2 separate regions of the Homo sapiens genome follow, and region 2 is linked to region 1. A link is a loop called in an ENCODE intact Hi-C map of the cell type or tissue named here. Cell type or tissue: HCT116. All regions are shown on one strand. Region 1 has its middle 14 kb from the start of INSYN1-AS1. Region 2 overlaps REC114 (REC114 meiotic recombination protein).

Region 1 (2,500 bases):
CACCAGGCCGTCAAGGCTCCAGGCTCCTCTCATTGTCCCTTCCACCAACCTTAGTGTGAAAGCCTTTGTCTTCATGCTTGTTGCCTCATAATTGCAAGATGGCTGCAGCAACTCCACACCTAGATCCAACTTCCAGGCAGAAAGAAGATGGAAAGGCTGAGGGGAATGCCAGTTCTGTACCTTCTAGAAAGAATGTCCTGAAGCCCTACCCGGTGACTTCACTCCTATCTCATTGACCAGAAGTGGGTCCCGTGGCCATCTCTAGGCCAGTCACTGGAAGGTGGCTGGGGAAAAAGGGGTGTGGAGAGGCTTGGGCCAACCAGCCAGGAGCATCTGCTACAGGTGGTCACCCACCCCAGAAAGCACAGCCCTCAGCCCCCTAGCTGTGAGAGCCAGCAGAGGCAGGGGGGAAGCTGGCCACTCCAGAAAGGTCTCGCTTCAACAGTCATTCAACAAATGCTAACCATTGCCCCCACTGTGCCCAGCAACTTGGGCCCTGGAGCCCAGTAGAGGAAGTGAGCTTTCAACACAAGGCCAGGCAGAAAGGAGAGCCAGACCCCAAAGCAGAGAGCCCCTCTCTGGGTGGGAGCATCAGAGGGTCCCAAGCCTGCCAAGGCCTTTCCTTGCCTTTGAAGAAAAGGAGATTAAATAGGACCAGCCTCAAAACCCCAGCAGAAAGGACCTGGCCTCTTTATCTGACTGACTGATGAAGTGGCTTCCTCTGGGGGTTGAAGGAAGGTATGCAGATAAGTGTGAGTAGTAGTTACGCCACGATCATTCAGGAAGAATTGGGGTGGTGTGGGGGCGGGGAGAGGTCACTGCTGTGCCATCAATGTCAGCCTCACACAGTGTTGCAGAGCCCAGGCTCATCCCCTACTCCTCCCATTTCACTGATGTAATCTGACATAGCCTTCCCCCTTGGAGGCCTGAGCCCAGGAAGTTACCTTATGTTACCGCCCAGCAAGGTCGCTCAGGCCTTCTTGAGCTTGCCCCGTGATTCTGCCAACCAATTTCAGACAGAGCAGATCACTCTGGGTCTAGTAGGAAATGCCCAGGTCTGGGCATCAGAAGGCCTGTGTGACCTTGGACCAGTCAGCCAACCTCTCTGAGCCTTTACTGACACCTTGTGGCAGCTTCTGCCCAAAACCAAAGTGCTTGGGTGAAAATAAAAACCTGTATTTCCCTTCCACTACTCCCCTGCCACTATGCTCTGGTCTGAGTCACATCACTGCAGAAGGATAGCCTTCCAACACACCTCCCCATCCCACCTCTCTAGGCCACTGTCCTGAAAGAATCAGTGAAAAGGCTTCCCAGGGAAGCAGTTACGGCTCAGTCCTCCAGTCTCCAGTTGCAGGTCTCAGAACTCAGTCCTGCACAGTACTAGTACTTTCATCAGCTCCAGGATGAGGATATGGTGGACACGTGCTTATCACATGATGTCAGAAAATCTCCAGAGGCCAGGCATTGGTGGCTTATGCCTGTAAGCTTTGGGAGGCCAAGGTGGGAGGAGTGCTTGAGGCCAGGAGTTCAAGACCAGCCTTGAACAACATGGTGAGATGAGACCCCATCTCTACAAAAAATTTAAAAATTAGCTAGGCATAGTGGCACATGCCTGTAGTCCTAGTTACTTGGGAGAATCGCCTGAGCCCCAGAGGTTGAGTCTGCAGTGAGCTGTGAACATGCCACTGCACTTCAGCCTGGGTGACAGAGCGAGACCCCGTCTCAAAAAAAAAAAAAAAAAAAAAGAAAGAAAGAAAAGAAAATCTTCAGAAGGGAAAAGTAAGTCCACAGCCTCTCCTAGATTACTGCTTGGTCATGTGTTTGTGTGTGTGTGTCTGTGCACATGTGCGCTCACATCTGTGTACACAAACACCTGTGTGTGTTTTGTCATGGACCTGGGGAACTTCCTACCAGGCTCCTGCAATGGAATGGTTTCAACCGAAGCTCTAGCTGGGACAGGGCCCCTCGTTTTTGGCTTTTGAGATGAACGCCCCAACCTAGTTAGTTATCAGTGCTCGGTTTTCTTGGCTTCCTTTCCTGCCCCATCTATATCCTCTGTCTTCCAATCCCACCATCCAAACCTGCTCCAAACCAGAGGTTTAAATGAATCTAATAAAACCACTCCTAGAGGCAGCTGTTCATGGCTAATAAGGGTGCCCAGAGTGGATGGATAGGTTGGGAAGGGCCTTCCAGGCCTAGCGCCAAACATTATTGGTAGAATTTCAAACCAGGTCTCTGTGGCTAAAACTTTGTCTCTTCCAGGCTACTGGTCTGACCCACTGGCACAGGGAAGCAGTTTTGGGTATGAGGGAAAAGCTGTCCTGAGCTCTCCACACCTCCACCCAGCCATCTGGGAATTCTGGGGTAGGGTATGATCTGTGGATGTGGCTTGGGGACTTGGCGTGGACCTGCAGTGGTTGGCTGGCTCCACTCCATCAAGAAGATTAAGAGGTAATTGAGCAGCTGTTCTGGATGAGGGAGTTGCTGCTTGAAAGTTGGA
Region 2 (2,500 bases), 220 kb before region 1:
TCATTAAAGTAGAATCTCAACTTTGCAAACATTTCATCAGTACATTTGAAATTCTTTCCTTAGGGCAACAAGATTATCTCACATGCTATGTGTATTCAGAATACATATTAATATACAAAATTGTAAATGTAACAGTAAAACTATGTAAAGGAAGCCTGTAAAGCTAATTAACACTAATTTTTTTGGTGTGTATTTCGCTAATCTTTCCTTAAAGCACTATTTGCCTGTGTTCTATTAGCCAGGTATTGCTTTTACCTGTAATCTGTAACGACTTTTCTGGTATCCCTGCAGACTCTTCTGGCATCGGAGGAGCTGCCCCATGTCTATGAACAATCTGCATGGGGTGCAGAAGAGTTAGGCCCCTTCCTACGTTTGTGCCTTATGGATCAGAATTTCCCAGCATTTGTGGAAGAGGTAGAAAAGGAACTGAAAAAGCTGGCGGGTTTGAGAAATTAATGCTCTATATACATATATAACTAAGGAACTTCAAAGTATTGAAAAATGCTTCCTCCTAAAATTAAAGAAGATATTAGAATAAAGAGTATTATCCAAACACCTTTTATCAATGTTTTATTTTTAAAAACAGGTGAATCCACTTTTTTATACATCATTGCACTTCAATAATTACACAAAACACACAAGTACATGCATCTACAATTACGCACCGCATGAGAACCGTTAGGTTATAAAATCTATCATCAACCAGTAAATCAATGTGAAAAAATACAGTGTCAAACCAAAAAGTATAACTATAGTTGCATAGAATATTACCATGCTATAACATTTCAAGGTCATTGGAAACAAAAGAAAAATTATAAAAGTTTGCCTTGATTGAATGAATGTACAAGAATAAGGTTCAACACATCAGTGCAAAAGGATTTATGAATTTACATGACTTAACAGAAGAAAAGATAATCACTTAAAAAGCAATCATACGTATATACTGCAATTCATTATACCCATTCAGTGGACTGTTCCAGCTTATTAAAGTCACAGGTTAAGCCCTTAAAATTATAGATTTCAGTTTATATTACTCATCTTTATGTACCAGAACTGCACAATTTCCTCATCTGACAACATACAATAAGGAATGAATATCAGCAGCTTAAAAATGAAACAAGCATTTACTTTATTTTGGATTTCTCCCACCCCCAAAAATATAAATATATATATATATATATTTATATACTGTATATATCTGTAGGTTTTGCTGTACTTTACAAAAGTGTATCACTAGATGGCAGCAGTGCATTTTAGAGCTTTGCCAATTTAACAGCTGCATTAAGTAAAAAATGGCGCATGCATGATCTGATCCTCAGAGGACCTTTTCACTTCTATTTAAATATTTTAACAAAGGAAAAAAAAAAGCAACATTCACAGCACATCAAGCCCAAAATAGTTTACACCTTCTACACTGAAGCATTGTTTAAAATGTACCTGGCTAGATCACCCTTACAGGAGAGGCTAAATAAGGCATGCTTTAGACAGTCATTGTGGTGTTGCTCACTTGAAAGGGGAGAGAACCAAAGAGGTCCAAGCAGAAAATTTTAGCAGGTCATGTTGCCACCAGTTTCAGGAACCTAAAGATCTGTAAAGAAATATGTATTTGGAAATTATAAAGGGATTATGCACTGTCACTCACAACTACACCGTGTGCCACACAAAACTTTGGTTCAAACAGCACGCTCAGGGATGTGGTGTGAAATTCTGATCTCCATATGCCTAACAAGATGACATTCTGGCCCTGCTGCTACCTGGCCATTCTTGTCTTGCCCCCAGACGTGAGGTAAGACTAGTAGGCCTCTGGGAATAAGCCACCTAAGAAGGTGACAATTTTCACCTCTTTGTAAAGATATAATAGTAGTGAAAAGTGTTGATTTTAAAATATGTCTTCTGAAATGGCATTTATATAAACATGTGACACAATGCACCTGATGGCGGGGCACACTGGCTCATGCCTGTAATCCCAGCACTTCTGGGAGGCTGAGGCAGGCGGATCACTTGAGGTCAGGAGTTCAAGACCACCCTGGCCAACATGATGAAACCCCGTCTCTACTAAAAATACAAAATTTAGCTGGGCATGGTGGTGGGCAGCTGTAATCCCAGCTACTTAGGAGGCTGGGGCAGGAGAATTGCTTGAACCCGGGAGGCGGAGGTTGCAGTGAGCCGAGATCACACCACTGCACTCCAGCTTGGGCAATAGAGTGAGACTCCATCTTAAAAAATCCAAACAACAACAAAAAACAACGCAGCTGAAAAATGTTCCTTTCCAGTCCCTAAACTGGGCAGACAGAACTGGCTTCATCAGTATCAGCTGCTCTGAAATGAACTAAAATATCTTATAACACCAATTACTGAAGAATTTGTAACAAGGTCAATAGAGGCACATTCATTTGAATATAATTTTTAAGACTGCTACAGAAGGCCATACTTACATTGTAAGCAGTACTTAATTTGTGTTTCTCTGGCGCAAGTTTTTATCTTTGTGATTGTTGGTAGA

What was found. Peaks named below come from ENCODE experiments on the same cell type or tissue, not always from the same donor. Only the 100,000 strongest peaks of a DNase experiment are listed, where the experiment ranks them.
Region 2: a loop joins it to region 1, with 2.7 times the contacts of the local background. A loop is called at or near these places in 4 of 110 quality-filtered maps.

What each region holds. Positions count from the first base shown.
Region 1 is chr15:73,780,351-73,782,850 of GRCh38, forward strand. No RefSeq gene overlaps it. Among named protein-coding and RNA genes, the nearest start is that of INSYN1-AS1, 14 kb to the left of the region's middle. In HCT116, a CTCF peak has its summit at 1,129 (motif pointing left); a DNase peak (open chromatin) is centred at 1,119.
Region 2 is chr15:73,559,461-73,561,960 of GRCh38, forward strand. REC114 (REC114 meiotic recombination protein) reads left to right here. Exons shown (of 6, transcript NM_001042367.2): 6 at 292-553. The coding sequence ends at 456. It overlaps NPTN (neuroplastin), which reads right to left. Exons shown (of 9, transcript NM_012428.4): 8 at 2,436-2,500; 9 at 554-1,588. The coding sequence ends at 2,450. Among named protein-coding and RNA genes, the nearest start is that of NPTN-IT1, 8.8 kb to the right of the region's middle. In HCT116, a CTCF peak has its summit at 1,248 (motif pointing right); a DNase peak (open chromatin) is centred at 1,251.